Linked DNA regions of Homo sapiens: region 2 is linked to region 1. A link is an interaction called in ENCODE POLR2A ChIA-PET data of the cell type or tissue named here. Cell type or tissue: MCF 10A. All regions are shown on one strand. Each heading gives the region's core, and the rest is flanking DNA. Links, peaks and the distances in the headings are about the cores only.

Evidence for each region. Peaks named below come from ENCODE experiments on the same cell type or tissue, not always from the same donor. Only the 100,000 strongest peaks of a DNase experiment are listed, where the experiment ranks them.
Region 2: POLR2A ChIA-PET joins it to region 1 with 19 read pairs; 3 of 35 experiments call an interaction of 5 or more read pairs at or near these places.

Annotation. Positions count from the first base shown.
Region 1 is chr6:3,513,233-3,523,732 of GRCh38, reverse strand. No RefSeq gene overlaps it. Among named protein-coding and RNA genes, the nearest start is that of SLC22A23, 61 kb to the right of the region's middle. In MCF 10A, for the core only: no CTCF peak of the experiment used is centred there; DNase peaks (open chromatin) are centred at 5,252 and 6,222.
Region 2 is chr6:3,397,906-3,408,405 of GRCh38, reverse strand. All of the region lies in intron 3 of SLC22A23 (solute carrier family 22 member 23), which reads left to right. Among named protein-coding and RNA genes, the nearest start is that of SLC22A23, 54 kb to the left of the region's middle. In MCF 10A, for the core only: a CTCF peak has its summit at 5,647; DNase peaks (open chromatin) are centred at 5,015 and 5,575.

The DNA of each region.
Region 1 (10,500 bases), core at 4,183-6,682:
CTTTCGTTGCTAATCCTTCATCAGGTATATGTGTGGCAAATATTTGGCAGCTTGTCTTTTTCTGAACACCGGAGAGATGTGTTAGTGTATCTCTCTGCTAACATCTGCCTGGGATGATTGATCACGTTTGTGCCAGACAGAAGGTCAAGAGCTAGGTTAGGACCCAAGACAGAGTCTGAGGAGGAAGGGAGGAATGTGACTCTAGTGAACAGGGTAGGGCATTGCAGAGGGAGGGTAAAGTCCCAGCACTTGGCTTACGTTCCTTCCAATGGATCTGGCAGGCACCTCTTACTGTCTCTGCCAGCAACCTCCTCCGCCTGCATGGTCCGGCCATAATAAACCACCTTTCAGATCTCAGGATTTGCCATGATCTCTGCCTCAGGCCTTTCCCCATGCCATTCTCTCTACAGGGGTTCCACTTCTAAACCCTTCCCAGCCTGCTCTGTCCAGAAAATCCTGCTGGTCCTTTAGTTCTTTCCTGGCGTCCTCACCTTTGGGGGCTTCCCAATCACATCAGGACCCAGTAAGATCCCAGTTAGAATCCATCCCCAAGGCTCCTGTGGGAATCTTAACTCATCCCAGCTGAGACTCTCACCTTTTACTCATCAAAAAACTATGTGTTTGTCCAGATAGAGCCTTAACTTCATTGGGTAATGCTTTCTACATTCCACACATTGTCATGCTCGATGTCTAGCTATGTGACAAATTTTTTAAAGAATGAAATGACTTGATAAAGGCAGTTTGGAATGCACTGACACTTTTTAATTCGGCTTCCCAGACCTAGTATAAATATAGTCATTTTAAAATCAACATTTGCATGGTAAATCTAGCATTTTTTGTATAAGACACAAGAGACTTTCAGCTGAAGTTAGAACTTTCATAATCTGTATTTCACTCCGAGGAGGACCTCACAGACGACCACCTGTGGGTGGTGCCCTGACAGCAGCAGCCCAGACCCGGATCGCTGTTGGAGGAGGGCCACCCTGGCCCCTCACTGGACTATGATGTAATTGCAAGGCAAACCTTGATTGTGTTAAGCCTTTATCACAATCAGTATTCATTTATCTCATTTCCCTTGTTAAAACAACCTCCTTTTGGAATTGGCTTTGAAATCTGTTTGGAATATGTTCAGTGCTATCCAACTATTATCCTTTGAATATGAATGAACTGATCCAGTCAGTTCAACAAATATGTGTTGAGCACCTAGTATATTCTAGGTAGAATGACAGGGGCTGGGAAACATAACAAGAAAAGTCTCTGCTCTGCGTGAGCTCACAGTGTGGTGCACACAGCAGCGCTTCTGCATCCAGCAATTCCTCTAAGGCTGGGCGCAAGAAGTGGCCGCAATGACATCAAGTAGAAAAACACTTGAGTTTTAAGTCATAAAGCTTTTTCCTTGGAAAACACTGTAAACAAGAGTAACTGCTATCCTGTCAGTGGAAACGCATGTTAAATCCATAAGCATCCAAACGACAATACTGAATAGCTCCATTCTCTGACTGAGAGGCCCTACTTCCTAGCTTTGGATGAGCTGTGACGAGCCTGCTGGAGGGGCTGCACAGTCTGCAGAGGGAAGTGACATGCTTGGGACTCTTGGTGCCTCAAGATGATTCCTGGGTTGGGCTGTTGAGTTGTTCAGTTGTCGAGTGTCTTTTGGTAAGCAATAGGCCTCTTTTGTGCTTCTATACTCCCCATGTATGAACCAAAGAAGAGGATAAACACCCTTATGCTGTGATATGGTTTGGATCTGTGTCCCCGCCCAAATCTCCAGTCAAATTGTAATCCCCAGTGTTGGAGGAGGGGCCTGGTGGGAGACGATTGGATCATGGGGACGGATTTCCCCCTTGCCGTTCTTGTGATAGTGAGCGACTTCTCACAAGATCTGGTTGTTTAAAAGTGTGTGGCACCTCGCCAGCCCGTTTTTCCTGCTCCAGCCATGGAAGATGTGCCTGCTTCCTCTTCGCCTCCTGCCATGATTGTAAGTTTCCTGAGGCCTCCCCAGCCATGCTTCCTGAATAGACTTTGGAACTGTGAGCCAATTAAACCTCTTTTTTAAAATAAATGGCCAGTCTCAGGTACTTCTTTACTGCAGTGCGAGAAAAGACTAATACACGCTGTATTACCAGGCTGTGTAAGGATAACACAAGGATGAGAGCAGCAGGCTGTGGGCTCAGAAGGTTTGTTGTGATGAATAAATCATGGTAAATATTGATGACAGTAGGGCTCTCATGGCACTCACCTTATTAGGTTTTAAAAACATTCCTCCCCCAAATGGCATATACGGGAAGAGTGAGAAGGTTAAACTAATGGAGAAATGGGTTAATATGAAGACTGCCCTATTGGGATAAAGAAAACAGTTCACACAAATAGAATCATCTCAGGGTAAAGGCTGAAGCCGCCAACTGATTCCAGACCCTGCTTCAGACACTGCCTGTGGCATCCCCAGCTAGCTCTGACAACTGTGTTTATCTGATGAAATGTAATAGACTTGCCTGGCTCAGACTCACAAGCACACTGCACGGTGCCGCGTGGTCTGCAGTCCCACTGCAGGGTCCATGCTTCCACTCTGGGCACCATTCATAAATCCCATCACCTCACCCTCTCCTTGAAGGAAGGCCGAGCGTTTCTGGGCTCCAGTTCCATGGTTCCTGTGTCATACATAACATAGGATCAGATTGATTCTAAGCTACCTTCCAGCTCAAGCATTCTAAAATTCCAGTCATAAGGAATTTCCCAACAACAACAAAGTAGAAGAGCGTAACCACAAAAAGTACATTTCAAAAATCAGTAGCCAAGGAAAGAAGCATTAGATTCTGGAGCGGGGCCCGAGTCCCAGCCCAGCACAGCAGGGTCTTCAGCAGTCTGCTCCCCATCTCCAGAAGCCCTACTGGTGACCCTCCAAACCCTGAGGGCCAAGCTCAGAGGAGAGCTTTCTTTCACTCCTCTTCTGACCAAGGAGCTGGGGAATCCCCTGTGAGGACTAAGTAGTTGCATCAGGGAAGAGATCTGAACCCTCCAGTTTCCCCATGGGAATGGGGTCTGCCCTTGGGCAAGACAGAGCTGGTCCTAGTACTGGACACTTAACAAAATTTCCTTTCATGAAAGAAAGTCCAGATAGACCAACAAATATATCAAATCAGAGTGACTGAATTCTTTCCTTTTATCTTTGCAATCCCCTAAGCCAACAGAAAGGGAAACAGTCTTCAGACTGCTCATAGAGAAAAACAGCTTGGCCTCGAAGGAGTCATGTCAAATTACTCTAACTCAGAGCAGACAGAATGTCTGGGGAGAGCTACCCAAGCATATGTTAGATGCAAAGAATGGCTGAGCAATTATGCAAACATATAGCCAAGGAAAGGGAAGAAGGAAGGAAGGGACAGAGGGAGGAAAGGAGGGAGCGAGGAAGGGAGTGGGGAGGAGGAAAAGGGAGACTGTAGACCTAAGGAAACAGGTGGTGAGCAATGAATCTATTGAAATATACAACATATGTTACACGCCAATAAGAATTATAGCTCTCAAACGGAATGTGATCAGTCACATAAACCTGGTCAATGTGAAAATGTCTGTTTTCGTTCCCTAGGGCTGCCATAACAAAGCACCGCAGACTAGCTAGTTTTAAAGCAACAGAAATTTATTGTCTCACAGCTCTGGAGGCTGGAAGGCAGATCAAGGTGTCGGCTGAGTTGGTTCCTTCTGGAGGCTCCAAGGAAGAATCTGTTCCAGGTCTCTCTCCCAGCTTCCAGCAGTTGCTGGCAATGCTTGGCATTCCTTGGCTTGTAGCTGCATCACTCCAACATCCCTTTGTCTTCATGTGGCTTTCTTTCCTCTGTGTATCTGTGTTCAAACTTTGCTCTTATGAGAACATCAGTCACTAATTTAGGTCTCACCTCAATCCAGCCTGACCTCATCTTAACTCAAGGACTTCTGCAAAGACCCTATTTTCCAAATAAGACCACATTCACAGGTCTCGGGACTAGAATTTGAGAAAACCTTTTTGGGGGATTCAGTCCAACCAACTCTAACATAACTTACTAAAATTGAGACGAAGAGGAGGGGAAATGAAAGCCACATGAGAATGCCAGTATCCTCTTCTTTCTTTGGAAAGAGACAATTGCTTTGTTCTAAAATTGAGATGCATATTGTATGTGTATGTGCATGCATGCATATATAAAATCCCAACCTGTTCATGTTATCTGCAATCTCTTTCCTTACCCTTAGAGAAATAATATCCTTTGTGGTAAAGAAACATTCACTTAAGGCTCAACAGCTTCGGTTTATTTTTGGTCTTTTACAAAATAAATAAAATTTAAATGTAATGATTTTTATTCTTTTAGAGGCTATAGTGACTATTTAAGCAGTTGCTCAACGAAGCAATTACAACATTCACTTTCTTTCTGAAAACCACCAAAATCATCAGAAAGCATATGATCATGTCAGTCTTAGTGAGTTTGAAAGCTCCAGCAATTGGCCTGGCACACAGTTTCTGTTTAATAAATGCTTGCTAAACTGGACTATTTTCTTGCTAATTACACAGAGCAGACATGTCCAGACCCCTTCAGAATCTCGCACCTGTTGAGTTAAACATCCTAGGACTGCATTTTTTCATTTCTCTTTTGCACCAAACAGTCTAACTCTGGGAGATTAATTCCAGACATAGCTGAGGAGGAGAGGGCACACTTGTCCTCAGATGAGCTGATCCTGTACTGAAGGGGAAAATGAATTCCTTCTTTCTGTCTGGAATGTATTTAAAGCCCTCTGCTTTAAAGCCGTATACTCTGGCAAAATAGTAATTTTGTCCTTAGACAACGGGATCTGCTGGTGAAAATCTGAGGAGAGCATCTGCCAGCTCCCTGGGCTCAGCTCCTTTCCCTGCAAAGGACACAGTGGTTGCTGATGAACGCAGCCTGGCTCAGAAAGGAATGAGTGCTGCTGCTGACAGCTGTGTGCGGGTGTGCTGAAGGGTCCATAGCCCATCAGCTTTGCACCTCCCCATCCTCCCTGCTCCTCCCATGCCCGATCACCTCCAGCGTATTGGAGGGCAGCAGCAGTGACTCAGGGTTTAGTGAAAAAACAACGTGCACACCTGAAGACTGGCCTTAGCTCTTACTATCAGGCTCTTGGCAGGGAAAATCAGGGCCATATGCCTCTTGCCTCTTTCTCTGCCTCTGTCTGGTGTGCAAGCCTCTCTCTCTTCCCCATCCTTCTCTCTCATTTGCGCCCCAGGGCATTCAACATTCTCCATAACAGGCCCAGGGCCTGCCAGGCCGCGTTTGCCGCTCCCGTGCTGACTCATCCACAGAGCCCATCCCAGGCCAAACGTTCCCTCTGGCTGGAAATGCAGCTTGGTGTATCCTTGGCTCTTGTTCATTTTTGCCGTGGTCAGTTTCCTATTTCCTCTTCCCCAGGTGGCGTGTGGGTCCTGTGCTGTGCCCTGCCACCCTGCGAGTTATGGAGAGAAATTCACATAGGCTTGGGGTCCTGCAGGACCACCTTTGGGAGGGGCACAGAACAGCGCTGTCCTTTGGAAGTGTCAAGAAGCAGCTGCTCGGGGGCCAGGTCTAGAGCCAGGCTACACACTAAAGACAGCTGCAGCCCCAGGCTGGCACTGCCCGGGTCCAGGTTTGGCTTAATTGCCTTATTCTGTAACCTAACTAGAAGAACTAGGTGGGTGAAAAACAATAAATGCTCATTTAAATTCTGTCCTAGCTGTCCAAGACAGAGGTTTAGAGCTGCTTAGACCTCAGAGATCACTGTGTTCAATTTCTCTCTCTAAAGAGGAGACAGGGATGCCCGAGATGGGCTATGGCTCCCCAAGGTCACCTGGGAGAGCAGAGTTCCAGGGTTCTGGTCAAGAGCTACCTCCTTGCCTCCTGGAAGTGCAACCTGTGTGCTACCATGTGAATTCTGGACACCGTCAAGTGCTTTGCTCCAAAAGGCTGTGTCAGGGTCCACTGACAGCCATACCAGAAGAGGAACTTGTTTAGGAAGGGAAAAAACACTTCCATGTGGCAGCGATGGAGGATTACACCAAGGCAGGTGCTCTGGGTAAGCCAGGGAAAGACAGCAAGATAGACCTGGACGGAGCTTCATAACGGACAATTCCCTGGGGATTACAGGGATTAGCTCTCATAATGCCTTTCTATGACAGCTCAGTGGCAGAGGACAGAAAAAAAAAATAACAGCTTCATACAGGGAGATTTTGAAAAGGTAATGAGCAATGTGGCATTGTGAAACACTGGGTTGCAAAAGCAACGTGACTTCTCCTAAAAGCATGTATTTTGACCTCAAGGAAATCTCTGCAGACACACTTGCTCCCTCAGCATCCATGAATTCCACTCCGCTGGCCTGCAGTGAACCACTGCAGAGAGGTGGTTGAGAGAGCGGAAGGAGATGATGGAGAGTGGGGGAGATGATGGGGAGTGGGGGAGATGTTGGGGAGCGGGGGAGGTGATGGAGAGTGGGGCTGATGATGGGGAGTGGGGGAGATGACGGGGAGCCGGGGAGATGATGGGGAGGGGGGAGATGATGGAGAGTGGGGAGATGATGGGGAGTGGGGAGATGATGAAGAGCGGGGGAGATGATGGGGAGGGGGGGAGATGTTGGGGAGCAGGGGAGGTGATGGAGAGTGGGGCTGATGATGGGGAGTGGGGGAGATGTTGGGGAGCGGGGGAGATGATGGGGAGCGGGGGAGATGATGGAGAGTGGGGGAGATGATGGGGAGTGGGGAGATGATGGAGAGTGGGGGAGATGATGGAGAGTGGGGGAGATGATGGAGAGTGGGGGAGATGATGGGGAGTGGGGGAGATGACGGGGAGCCAGGGAGATGACGGGGAGCCGGGGAGATGATGGGGAGGGGGGAGATGATGGAGAGTGGGGAGATGATGGGGAGTGGGGAGATGACGAAGAGTGGGGGAGATGATGGGGAGTGGGGAGATGAGAGCAGGGGAGATGATGGGGAGCAGGGGAGATGATGGGGAGTGGGGGAGATGATGGGGAGCGGGAAGATGATGGAGAGTGGGGGAGATGATGGGGAGTGGGGGAGATGACGGGGAGCCAAGGAGATGATGGGGAGCCGGGGAGATGATGGGGAGGGGGGAGATGATGGAGAGTGGGTAGATGATGGGGAGTGGGGAGATGATGAAGAGTTGGGGAGATGATGGGGAGTGGGGAGATGAGAGCGGGGGAGATGATGGGGAGCGGGGGAGATGATGGGGAGCAGAGGAGATGATGGAGAGTGGGGGAGATGATAGGGAGCAGGGAAGATGATAGGGAGCGGGGGAGATGATGGAGACTGGGGGGAGACGATGGGGAGCGGGGGAGATCATGGGGAGCAGGGAAGATGATAGGGAGTCCGAGGCACTGACTTTAAAGCTGGGAAATCACAGGACTGTGACCTCAAAGCTGAGTCACCTTAGTGGCAGTCTGCTCATTTATGCAGCCTGTGTCCCAATCTCCACTGTCAAACCTTGAACAGACCAGGAGAGAGAGCTCCCCTCCTCTGGGATCCGCCCTTCCATCTGACAGAGCTCTAATTGATCAAACATCTATACAGGTCAGAGCAGACTCCCTGTGCCTTCTCAGCATTGTTTAATCCTGCCATAATTCTCAGCAGTCTGAATATTACAACTTGGTAACAAATTCTAGACACTATGCACAGGTGCACACGTGTGTGTGTGTGTGTGTGTGGTGAGGGGGAACTTCCACATTATTTAGATTTATAATCTTGCTAATTACAGACAATTACCAAGGAAGCCAATGATTTATTCAGTTAGAAGTTAGCAGTGACAAATTCTATACATCATATATTTGTTTCATAAGTCTATTTGAATTTATAAATCCTGAATTTCACACTAGGAAAACAAGCTTAGTCAGCTTTCAGATGCTAACATTGCAAATATTAAAAGTAAAAGTCTGGCACAGTGGCTCACACCTGTAATCCCAGCACTTTGGGAAACCAAGGTGGGAGGACCACTTGAGGTCAGGAGTTGCAGACTAGCTGGGGTAATATAGTGAGACCCATCTCTACTAAAAATTTAAAAATTATCTGGGTATGATTTCACACACCTGGAGTCCTAGCTACTCAGGAGGCTGAGGCAGGAGGATCACTTGAGCCTAGAAGGTCGAGGTTGCAGTGAGCTATGATAGCACCATTGCACTCCAGCTCGGACAACAGAGCAAGACCCTATCTTAAAATAACTAAGTGGGCCGGGCACAGTAGCTCACACCTGTAATCCCAGAGCTTTGGGAGGCCAAAATGGGAGGATCATGAGGTCGGGAGATCGAGACCATCCTGGCCCACATGGTAAAACCCCATCTCTACTAAAAATACAAAAATTAGCTGGGCGTGCGTGATGTGTGCGCCTGTAGTCCCAGCTACTTGGGAGGCTGAGGCAGGAGAATCGCTTGTACCCGGAAGGTGGAGGTTGCATTAAGCCGAGATTGTGCCACTGCACTCCAGCCTGGCGACAGAGCAAGACTCCATCTCAAATATATATACATACATACATACATACATACATACATACATACATAGAAGTCAGCCTTTTCCCAAGATGTATACCCCATCTTCGATAATGACACTTTTTTCCCCGTCCCTGTGTCCAGAACTTGGAGTCACCTCCGATGCTTGGCTTCCTTGCACCCCCAGCGTCAGGCTCGCTGGGCACCCCTTGCCCTGAGACTCTGCCTTCCTTCCATGCGACTGCAGGTCTCCATCAGCCCCTAACCATGCCCTACTTTCCTGCTCCAGGATCCAATTCCCCTCCATCATCCCTGGCCCTTCGCAGAAGCCGCCTGTCTCATCACCAGCGAGAGGCCGACACCCAGCCCTCTGGTCTGCAGCCCCAGCTTCTTGCTGTGCTCTCTCTTTGTGCATCTGGATGTGGCTCCCTGGTGCCTCCACCCCAGCCTCTCCCCAGCCTGCTCCCTCTCGCTCTCTGCTACCCAGGTCCAAGCTGAGGTCATTGTCCAGTTCGCCCAGTGAACACTGCCTTCCCCCTGACCTTCCCTTGAGCCATCTTTGGGTGTCAGTCTTTCTTGTGCAAGAGCCATGCCATACCTTTAACCTGCCTAACTCCTTCTTTTAGAGCCTCAGCTTGATGATGATGGGACTCCTCTCTTGCCTCAGGCCACGGCCCCACCTTGCCTTGTGCTGGGGGGCCCTCACTTGCCTTCTGTAATGCTCATCCCAGGGTGAGACCCCTGCAATGCCTGCCTCCTTGTGGATTGAGACCTCCACTAGGACGGGGCCTCCTCTGTCATCCCTGCCTCCTCTCCTGTATCTAGCACAGCGCTGGCTCCTAGGAAGCACTCAGCACCTGCTCCTGCCTGAGTGAAGGAAAGTGGCCCGTGGTCTACAGAACGCAGCTCCAACTCCGCTAAGTCCCGGCCAACGGCATCCTGAGCTTCCTCTGCACCCTTCTCTCCACTCCAGGTCCCTGTGCACACAGCGGACTGACTGCTCTTCTTGCCTCCACAAATCTGGAACACTCCCATCTCACAAGCCCCTTGCTCATAATAATGTGTACTATGTATTATACATGCTACAGAACATATTGATACATGGTAATATTCAATTTGACAAATTTAAAATACTTGTCTGTTAACTTAATACATAATATATAAAGGTTAATAATATTGGATGTGTATTTCATAATAAATAATAAATTATAAGGCCGGGTGCAGTGGCTCATGCCTGTAATCCCAGCATTTTGGGAGGCAAAGGTGGGAAGATTGCTTGAGTCCAGGAATTTGAGACCAGCCCGAGCATGGTAGTTATCATACATACAATTATAATTACATATAATATATTAATGTAATACATTTTATATATTTTGTATAATATATTATCTAATAGTGTATTAATTATAATAAATAATTATTTACAGTAACTAAATAATTAAAGTGGTCTGTAAAATTCTGTGTGTGTGTACGTGCATCTATAATAACACAATATGCCTTTTTTCTGGGCCAGCTACTCTTCCAAACACCTGGCATGAATTATCTCACTTAATGTTCACAACAGCCCTCTGATGTGAGTATTGTAATTACCACCACTACCGAAACACATGCTACCATTCTGCCTCCCCATCCTCTGAGTCCCCGCGGCAGGCCCCTCGCCCAGCGATCTGCTTGGCAGGAGTGGCTCTCATCCTCACCTTCACCCCACCAGCACTTTCTTTCTGCCTCTTTGCCACCGAGCAGGTCTCAGAGCCTGCCTTCTTGCAGCTGTCAGGGTACATTCAGGACTCTCCAATATACGAGAAGCCCGGCAGGGCAGGACAGGGGCAGGCCTGGCTCCTTCTGTGTACCTGCAGCCCAGGTGGACGTCCACAGCTTGTCACGTCCCCTTGGAGCAAGCCAACACCTAGTCTTGAGAATTGGCATCCACACAGATGGAGGGGTCAGAAACCTGGTCATTGTTCTCCGCGGCACAATTTGCTCAGCCACGTCTTCAGCATAACTGTTAGACCCACTCGTCAAAGGTAATGTGGCCTGTGG
Region 2 (10,500 bases), core at 3,831-6,330, 110 kb after region 1:
GAATTGTTTTACTGACTTGCACTGTGACATCATGCCATTGACCTCTGAAGCCAGTTGTTATATTTACTACAAAATATTATGTTGAAGATGTGTTTTCATTAGATTACATAGTGAGCTGTTTATAGCAGAAGGTTCTCTTCTACTTCAGAACCATTCAAAGAAAGTACTTACCCTAGGAGATTGCTTCCCTCCAGTCTCTTAGGCACAGAATCATATAACCCAGACACTGGCAAACTTTTTCCATGTGGGAAATTTTTCAGGCTTTGCAGGCCATATGGTCTGTCACAGTTACTCAACTCTGCCATTGTAGCCTGAAAGCAGCCATAAAGAATATGTAAATGAGCAGGTGTGGCTGTGTTCTAATAAAACTTTATTTACAGAAACAGATGGTGGGCCAAATTTGGCCAGTGGGCCATAATTTTTCAACCACTGATGTAAATATTTGTGTGTGGGCCTGATAACACAAGCTTTAAATTCTGACCTCTCTCCTAGTTTCATCTTAACTTCCCTACTTTAATGTCTGCTTTGTCCCATTTTTCTTCCTCCATAATTTGTGTTATTTTGTGTGTATCTTAGTGTGTATGTTATTTAGTGTAAGCAGCCTTAGGTTTTTTTCTGCAATAAAGCAGGGCATAAATGGTCATGTTTTCTTAGATAGGGACCACAAATTAAACAAACATCATGACAAATGCCATTGCAGTGAAAATGTCCCAAGTATCAACAAGTGATTGACCCACTGTTAGACCTAATAAAGTATTTGGGGTTACACAACTAAACTAAACCAAAGGGCTGTGAATGATGACTCGGAGTTTGTTGAGATATTTAAACAATGAAAATTTAGGAGAGTTGGTTGAGAGATGGCAAAAGAGCAAAGCTTCTGAGAGAAGAATAAAAGGAAATAAAGGGAGAATTTAAAAAGGAAATAGTCATAATGGGCAGGTGGGATTGGGGTAGGATATGGTTGGGGTGACCCATGTCTCTGCACACATGGCAGTCTTAGGAGAAGGCAGAGGCTGGTGACAAGAAGTTAAGACAGCAACTCCCAGTCAATAAAGCTGAGTCAAAAAGCGGAGTCACTGAATATCCATATTAATGTACTTGCTAGCATTTTATACACAGTAGTATTTATGCCTAGGTAATGCTTGGAAATTTGTTTTACTTGAAGAAAATTATTGATAAGCCAGGTCACAGGGTTGAAGTACTTCTTAACTCTAAAGGGAAGTTTAAAACTTTGGGACATTGATTATTTGGAAGTTACATTTGTAATGGCCCCAACTTCTTTTCTTCCTCCAACCATAAGGTTTTTATCTCACTTAATGCATCTGCTGGAAAGGCCTGTGCTTTCTCAGAACAGAACTGGATAGCATTCTTTTTTTAGTCTTGCAGGTGCTTGGCAATGTAAGTAGGGAAAGTAATGATTTTTGCAGTTTTAGTTTCTTGTATGGCTTGCCGTAAGGGTGGACTCTTCATTTTGAGAAATGCTGCTGACTTGTGGAAGTTTTCTGCTTTATTTGCAAGGCTGCTGAAGGTTTTTTTTTTCTGCTTTGGAGTTTTTCTAAAGTACATCCCAGTTAAATACTCTACACTTTACATGTTTGTTTCCCTCAAGTCGCCAAAGGGAGATGTGGTTGTGTAATTAGTACATAAAATAGAGATTACTGGCATCTTCCTAAGGAGTGTTTGCATGGAAGCAGAGTGCACATTGGCAAGAGCAAGAGAGAACAAGCCAAGCTCAATGGATTTCCCCAGCACAGTAGTGGCCTCTAAGACCTTTGTGAGCCACTGAACTAATTTCTAAATACACTTGGACTGGATCAGTGGCCTCTGGACACACATACGCACACACACACATGCGCGCACACACACACACACACACACAGGCAGTCGAAAAACTGACTTAGCAAGGCGAGGGGCACGGACCAAGAAAAGAAGCAATAGATCACATTTTCCTATTTGTTTATGAAAGTACAGTCTTATTTTCAGCCTAAAGAAATGGACACTTCTCAGCATAGGCGGACGTGATTGGTTGTGGTATGAATCCTTTTCCTAACCAGGATCCATAATATCACAGACAAGGTAATATAGCACTGTGAAGGATGTGTCTTTCTTCAAATGGAGCCATGAGAGATGGTGGTTTTTTAAGTTGATTTGATGTTGGATGTAGTAAGTCCTGTGGGAGAGAATTTTTTTAAATAAAAAATACTGTTTAAAAGTGTCTCTTCTAACTTGATCTCTACCTTTTCCCCTCTCCACTTCTAACTGCCCCCCACCAGCTACACTTTCCCAGTTTGAAATAATGAACAATACCTTTTGCTGACAGACCAAACCTTAGTTCCTGTGGGCAAATGAAGGGTTTTTTCCCCCCAACAATGAACAATTTTCTTGAAAAAGTCTCTCAAAGATGTTCTTATTGTAATAACCCTCCTTCAACCCAAACAGCCTAAATGATTGGATAAATGTTACACAAGATCAAGGAGCAACCAGGAATTTCACAGCTGACTCAGTTACTGATTACTTTGCAAAAATAGAAGCCAAGTCTTGACTTAACTGGTAATAGACTCAGAGTTTGAGTTTGCTCTGGGTGGGGTGCTGATCCCTTTTTCACATGACAGAAGTGATTGAGTAATTTCTAATGTGCTGGTGTTGGATGGCTTTTTCTTTCTCACTATCCCATATATTTTTACACTTTGATATTTCCCTGAACTAATATTCCTTGCAACTTATTTCAGTCAACAGGATCTTTAAGCATCAGCACTATGCTATATATGTAAAAAAAAAAAAAAAAAATTTGACTGAGCCAAATGGCTCCACAGAGTGAGTTGTCAAAGTGTGGAATGAAGAGAATGGAGATTGCCGATGTCAACTAGAAATGGCTTCAGCTACCTTGTGGGCTTCTGGGGAGCAAACATTTGCTCTGCATTTGGGTGAAGGGAAAGTTTCGCATGAATACGTGCTCGGTCGTCTCTTTGTCTCCACCCGGTTTCCCCATCTTCAGATACGTGGGCCTTCCCAGTAGCAGCAAGTTCTCAGGGCAAAAAGCCCTTCTCCTGGTGGGACCAACTCCACTCACAAGGCTATTTCCACCAAGGAAATGAGTCAGAGTTTACCGAAGGCCTTTGACAAACTTTTTTTTTTTTTAAATTTTTTGAGACAGTCTCGCACTGTCGCCTGGGCTGGTGTGCAGTGGTGCCATCTCAGCTCGCTACAACCTCCGCCCCCCAGGTTCAAGTGATTCTCCTGCCTCACCCTCCCAAGTAGCTAGGATTACAGGCACCCACCACCACATCCAACTAATTTTTTTGTATTTTTAGTAGAGACAGGGTTTCACTATGTTGGCCAGGCTGGTCTCGATCTCCTGACCTCGTGATCCGCCCGCCTCGGCCTCCCAAAGTGCCAGGATTACAGGCATGAGCCACCGCACCTGGCCGACAAATCTTTTTTTTTTTTTAAGCTTCAAAGGAATTTTGATTTTACTGAGGTTCAGATGGGCACAACAGGGAAATCGGAGCAGATTGAGGTCTCTCCATTGGTCATTTTCTTCACTGGAAACACATTACTAACCCTGCGGGCAAACTGCGAAAAGCAAAGGAGTAAATTTCTAAGCAAAAAGTAACAGGGCATTTGCTCTGTACCCCACTGTCTTCCCTTATCCCACCTCTGAGCAGTCAGAGCTTCTGGGCTCACTGCAGGGTAAGTAAGAATAGAAGCATCTGGTGAGGCAGTTCCAACCCCTGGGAAGGCGAGAATGCTGTGGTGGCCAGTTAGGCAGGGCCACTGGTCATGGGTCAGAGCCTGGAGGGGTGAGCCATCCAGCAGGGAGCCACAACATGCCACTGAAGACTGATTTTTCTCAAAATTGTGCCAGTCCTTCAAATAAAAATTTACTCAGGCCTTTCTCTCTATCTCTACCTATATGTTCGCCAAAACCTGGACTTTTCTTTCTATAGACATTTCTCTGGAAAAAATGCAAATGTCTCTAGGGCATGTAAGGATATATCATCTCACCTGCATATTAAAAATGGAAATGTGAGGACAGAGAAAGAATAAGCGGCCAGTGGCATCACTGAGACCCATCTGCCCAGTCTTCTGTCCAGAAGTCTGTGCAAGAAAACATGTAGCTATTGCCTAAATGTACAGATAGGCTTTCCAGTGCATATATCTTTTGGTGTTTTGAATTTGGTGAAGGTAGATCTATGTCCAAATCAGAGGAAAATAGTAGCAAATACTCGGAGATATCTGGGCATTTTAAAATTAGAGTATTTGGATGCTTTTCCACACAGGGGAGGCTGTTCTTAAACTGTGCGTCAAAACCTTACGGACTAGGTTTTTTCCAGACTGGAATTTCAGTAGTGTGTCTGTGCTTCATTTGAAACAAAGCTGTTCACTACTCTAAAAGGGGAACTGAAAAGATCTGAAAATCAGGAGATCTGAGCTGGATTGCAGACTCCACAGTTGACTGACGGTGACCGTGACAGATTGTGAGATCTCTCTGAGCTTGTGTCTCCCTCTCTATAAAGTAAGGGATGAGATTTAAACCAAGTTTTGTGTAGCTGTGCGATCGCTTCCTGGGATAACTCGTGGAGAAAATGAATGGAAAACAAAACAAATGGAAAACTATTGAGCTTCAACGTAACTTCCAGTTTTAGAATTCTATGGCTTTTGAATTCTTAGCCATTAGCCTCCTTCAGTGTTGAAGATTTCTTGGGGTGGGAGTGGGGGCAGTGAAACCAGGGGTGCTTCCTCTTACCCCCCTAGATGTGCCAGTCTCAAGTCCACACTAGTACCTAGTGTTGTTGGACTTCCATCCTTCCTCGCTGTGTGGCTGCTGCGCCAGTGCCGATCTATAAAGTGAGCTGGGAAGAGATGCTGTGATAGGGTAAGATTAATGGTTAACAGCTTCCCTTTCCCCAGGGTTCCAGACCCTGCCCTCATGTCAACAACCTTGCCCTTGCTGGCCCCTGCTGGAAATCCTTTCCTGCTTGCTCCATTCGCCTCTCTTACCACATGTTTGCTGGCTGGAATCCTATTACACTCCCTGGGAGTTTTTTTTTTTTCCACACCTGGACAGACAGGATGGGACCTGAAGCTAAAAGCTGAGTCGACCAGAAAAAATTGTTCAGGAGTGTAAGAGAGCAATACTGGGCTGACTTTGTTTTGTTTTATGTTCTTAAAAGCAAATTAAAAGAGGAAATAAATCAGTCACCTTGAAAACAAGTAAAAAAAAAAAAAGCAAAACATTAGGCTTCTTGAAAACATCCAAATGTATCTAGTGGGAAGCAAAATCATTACTGGTTTGCCAAGACTTGCTGTTATTGAAAAGACAGACTCTTGGCTGAGAGCACAGAGAGAAATATAACTCAAATGGTGCAGAGCCATGAAAGTTTGTTGTCAACAACTGTTTCTCAAATCAGCGCATCCTGCCAGATAGGCTCTGCTACAAAGAGTTTAAGTTTTAGTTTTTCATGACCTGCCCGGAAGCACAATTTTCTCCTTTGCTCATTTGCTCCATGAACATGTGAGGACCTGTCGGGTGCCAGGGGATGGACAGTTGGTTCCTTGATTACATACTAAACCCTTGCCATTGTTGAGTGTTGAGGACATAGAGGCAAGTACGTGCTCCTGCCCTCTAGCGCACTCAGAGTTTAGTGAGTGAAGAGGCAGAGACACACCCTGCTGGGACAGTGAGCACCAGAGGAGACTCCTGAGCTGTGAGTTCTGTGGGGTCAGGGAGAATAGGTGTTTGCTATTTGCAGTGGGTGCTTAGATCCTAGAAGAGCCTAGTGTACTCTGGGTAGTATAGGTGATTGGGGTTGGCTGGAGCCTAGTGCACTCTGGGTAGTGTGGATGATTGGAGTGGGCTGCAGCCTAGTGCACTCTGTGTAGTGTGGATGATTGGGGTTGGCTGGGGCCTAGTGCACTCTGGGTAGTGTGGGTGATTAGGGCTTAGCTAGAGCCTAGTGCACTCTGGGTAGTGTTGGTGATTGGGGTCGGAATCTAAATTATGAATAACAAAGCCAAGGAAGGAGGATGGAACAACACACACAGACCTATCCTCCATGACCTTAAGGTAGTGGCAGGCCACTGAAGGATCTCAATTGAGAAAGATAAGCCTTAGATGCATGTTTTGGAGAAATGTCTCAGGCTGCAGTGTGAGCAGGCCAAAGAGGAAAAGAAGGCCAAGCTAGGAGCTGGGAGGCTGCTGTGGTAGTGAGGCGAGGAAGAAGAGCCCGAATGAGGGCCATGGCCATGGGGCAGGAGAGACACTGAGGATGCAGAATCACAGCCTCAATGACTGAGGAATGGGGAGAAGGGTGAAGGAGGGCCAGGGGACTTGCCTGGATACCTGGAGAGGGGATTTTTCTCTGAATGGTGATAAAAGGGATTCAGCCCAAGCATTCTACTCTGATTCCAAATCCTGTAGAGTCTGAAGCTACCGACCACTCCCTTCCTCCCATGAGTCTGACAGGGGAAGATGATGACCTCTGTTTCAGACCTGGTAAGCTGATGGAGACTTAGGGCATCTGAGAGGATTGATTTGCCAGGAGATTTGTTATTCAGAAGTTCAGGAGCAAGGCCCCCGTGTCCTCAGGATGAAGGTAGCAACTAAAGGTTACCAGAGCTGAGCTCACCCAGGGGCTCTGTAGCTGAGCAACAAATGGGTGGAGGTAGAAGAACCAGTGGAGAGAGACAGGGAGGAACCGACTGTGTGGTCAGTGGAGAGTCAGACCAGGCTGGTTACCAGGGAGCCAAGGAAGGGGCTGACAGCAGAGTCAAGTGATGCAGGACATTGAAAAATGTCCTTTGGGCATAGCAAAGATTGCCCAGTAGGTCAGAGGTAAGTGTGGCAAAGCAACTTTAATTCCATGTAGTGATTAATGTAATGTGAATTATTTCGAGCATAGGTTTTAATTTATGTATGCCTCAGAGAAGCACTGTCTTGTCCTATGCCAAGTATTTTAGAAAGAAAGTTATATTTTTTTTTTACTGTGGCAAAATATACATTACATACAGTTTACCATTTCAGCCTTTTTTGTTTTGTGTTTTGTTTTTTGTTTTTGTTTTTGTTTTGAGATGGAATCTCACTCTGTTGCCCAGGCTAGAGTGCAGCGGCACAATCTCGGCTCACTACAACCTCCATCTCCCAGGTTCAAGCGATTCTCCCGCCTCAGCCTCCCAAGTGACTGGGACTACAGGCGCCACCACGCCCGGCTAATTTTTGTATTTTTAGTAGAGACGGGGTTTTGCCATGTTGGCCAGGCTGGTCTCAAACTCCTTACCTCAAGTGATCCACCCACCTCGGCCTCCCGAAGTGCTGGGATTACAGGCATGAGCCACCATGCCTGTCCCATTGCAGCCATTTTTAAGTGTGCACAATTTAGTGATATATTTCCATTGTTGTGCAAGACAATGTTTTTTAGAGTGTTAGATGTTCATTATTATTGAGCAGAAAAAAATGGAATTGGAAGGCAAGTCGGTAATGCCTATTTTTGCTTAAAGTCACCTGAAACATGATATTCCCGTGACTCAATAACTGGATATTCAGTTACATTTAGTACAATTGAGTTGAGTTAGAGATGCAGTTTTGTTCTGATGTTCCAGTGTCCATACTGAAAGGCAGTGTGTGAAGACTTGCCATATCCCCACCCTCTTTCTCATCAACACACACCCAAGTGCACACACGTGCGTGTGATCACACGGAAACAGTTGAGAAGATGCTTGGGTGGAATCCAGGCTTGGATTGGAAGCCAAGCCCCCCACTTGCCAGTTGTGACCTTTAACAAGGTAGCTGACTACTCAAAGTCAGTTTCCTCACCTAGGAAAGATTGGGCAGGTGGCTGACCAGATGAACGTGATTGTCATCTGTAAAACCATGAAGTTCCAGGGAAGTGTTGGTGGACATTTGCATGTTTGTGACGTGATGGCCACCATCCTACTGCAAGCACCAGAGCTGCCCTGAGATACCATCCTACTGCAAGCACCATTACTGCCCTGAAATAATCGGCCCTTTCCTCTTCCACGAGGCCCACTCATGTGAGGGAATCTCTGGGCTCGCAGCAAGCTTGGGAACTTTGGACTGTGGCTGTCTGGTAGCTTAGAATAGCAGAATAACTGGTGGGTGGGGGCAAGAATCTGCTTCATAATTGTTTTTCCAGTGGTCAGCTTAATAAATTACCTCTCTTATAGCATCCATTCAGAGCTTTTAAAATTCATTTTAAAATGCAATCATGGGCGGGGCGCGGTGGCTCATGCCTGTAATCCCAGCACTTTGGGAGGCCGAGGCGGGTGGATCACTTGAGGTCAGGAGTTCGAGACCAGCCTGACCAACATGGTGAAACCCCATCTCTATTAAATGCAAAAAATTAGCCAGGCATGGTGGTGCATGCCTGTAATCCCAGCTACTTGGAAGGCTGAGGCAGGAGAATCGCTTGAACCTGGGAGGCGGAGGTTGCAGTGAGCTGAGATTGTGCCATTGCACTCCAGCCTGGGCAACAAGAGCAAAACTCCGTCTCAAAAAAATAAATGCAATCATATATTGCATTTTGAAAGTCTTAACCACTTCAGGGGTAGGAGAGGACAATAAACTCAAGAAAAAATTCTCCTGGACAGATCATTCCTAGGGCTCTTCTATCGACTCCCTGAGTATCCATCACTCACAGAATGCTTCATTAATTGGTAAGAAAACCCACTGAAGAAATAGAATAGTGGTACTCATTTTCAAGATTTATCTTATCTGTATGCAACCTCTCCCTTTCCCTTCCTTGTATTAATCCCTAAAAACGCCTGTAAACATTTTGTTCATATTGTTAAATATTAACTCAGGACGTTGCTCATTATCCGTAACACAGCTATAGGCTTGGCCCTGTTGTTTGCCATGTTCTGCCATAAAGTTTCACTGCCTTCCTTCTGGAGGGGCGGATGGCAGTTCCTGTTTGCGATGTGGCTGTGTGAGAATGTGTGTTTTCAGGATGGACATGAATGGCTGCTTGAGGAAGGGCATGACTTTGAATAACACATGGTTCATTTTTTATTGTATTTTCAAATGGCTCTTCTGGGGGAAAAACAGTTCAGGAACCACATTCCGATTGCTGGCCCAAAATCCATGTAAGACTTAGAAAATATTTGGGGTGAAATGATGGGCAGTGCCTTGTTTTGCACATTTTATGATGTGAGTTCGTGGTCCCCTCTGAAGAGGCGTTTCCTCTGCATGGTGAACAACTTCCCAAGTCCAGCCGCCAGGCCTGTAGGAACCCACCTCCCACTGGCCCAGACTCTGGAAGCAGGGCCTTGCTGGTGATTCTCTAAATGGTGAAGTCAGACTCAGGGGCCTTCTGAGTGTTTTTCGTTTTTTCGGTTTTATTATTTTATTTTATTTTTAAGAGTCAGAGTCTTGCTCTGTTGCCCAGGCTGGAGTGCAGTGGTGCGGTCACAGCTGACCGAAGTCTCGACCTCCTGGCCTCAAAGGATCTTCCCGCCTCAGCCTCCTGAGTATCAGAGACCACAGGCATGCACCACCGTGCCTGGCTACTTTTTAAATTTTTTGTAGAGATGAGGTCTCACGATGTTGCTCAGGCTGGTCTTGAACTCCTGGATAAAGCAGTTCTCCCATCTCGGCCTCCCAAAGTGCTGGGATTACAGGTATGAGCCACCACATCTAGTCCTGGGTGTTTTCAAAGCTAAGACCTCTACCCCACTAGAAACCAACGTCAAGGAGCCTGAGGAGGCAGGGAGGGTTGCAGCTGGGGTGAGATGCTCTTGGGCGAAGCTGCAGGGCCTCCACTTCAGGGCAGTGTTCCCAGGTGACAGAGTGGGACAGCTCAGAGGGCCTCTGAATCTCCTGCACAGAACACCGAGACCAGAAAATGGGTCTCTGATTAAGGGCTGTTATTTTCTTTTCGTTTTTCCTTCCACAGGGCTTTTGATGATTCTTGTAAAAAAAAAAAAAAAAAAAAATAGTGCTTTGTATCCAAGCAGAGTTGGCTCTGCCTGCTCCTGTTTGCTGGCTGAGAGGTGCTTGCGTCCTTTCTAACCTCTGCCTTTTGAAAGCATGTCTTGCTTGTTATTTGCTTTGTGTGAGTTCTGGGAAAAGGCTCAGAACTCCCTCCAAACCAAAGTCAGATTATCAGGGTTGGGGGTAGGGTTAGGAATTAAGGGCTATTTACTTCTAGTTCATTTCCCCATCCATATCAGTTTTAAATAGTAAATACATTTTGCTAAGTTCCTGTGGGGCTTAGAGTTTTTCACTATTTCTTCCTTGGCATCAGTTTAATATGTCGAACTGGCATTGCTAAGTGTGCAAGGCTCCCAGGGTGAACAAGGACTCTGAGATGGAGAAGAATGCAAGGGAAAATATGATTTCTCCTCTTTGGTAAATAGTACTGGCTGCTTTGTGTTAGGGTGGGGTCATGTGACTACCCTCACTACATGGGAAGTGTTTGCTGGGAGGCCCCAGGGCCCCCCATTCTTGGTCATTTGCTCCCCGTTGGGCTGACCTCAGTGCTT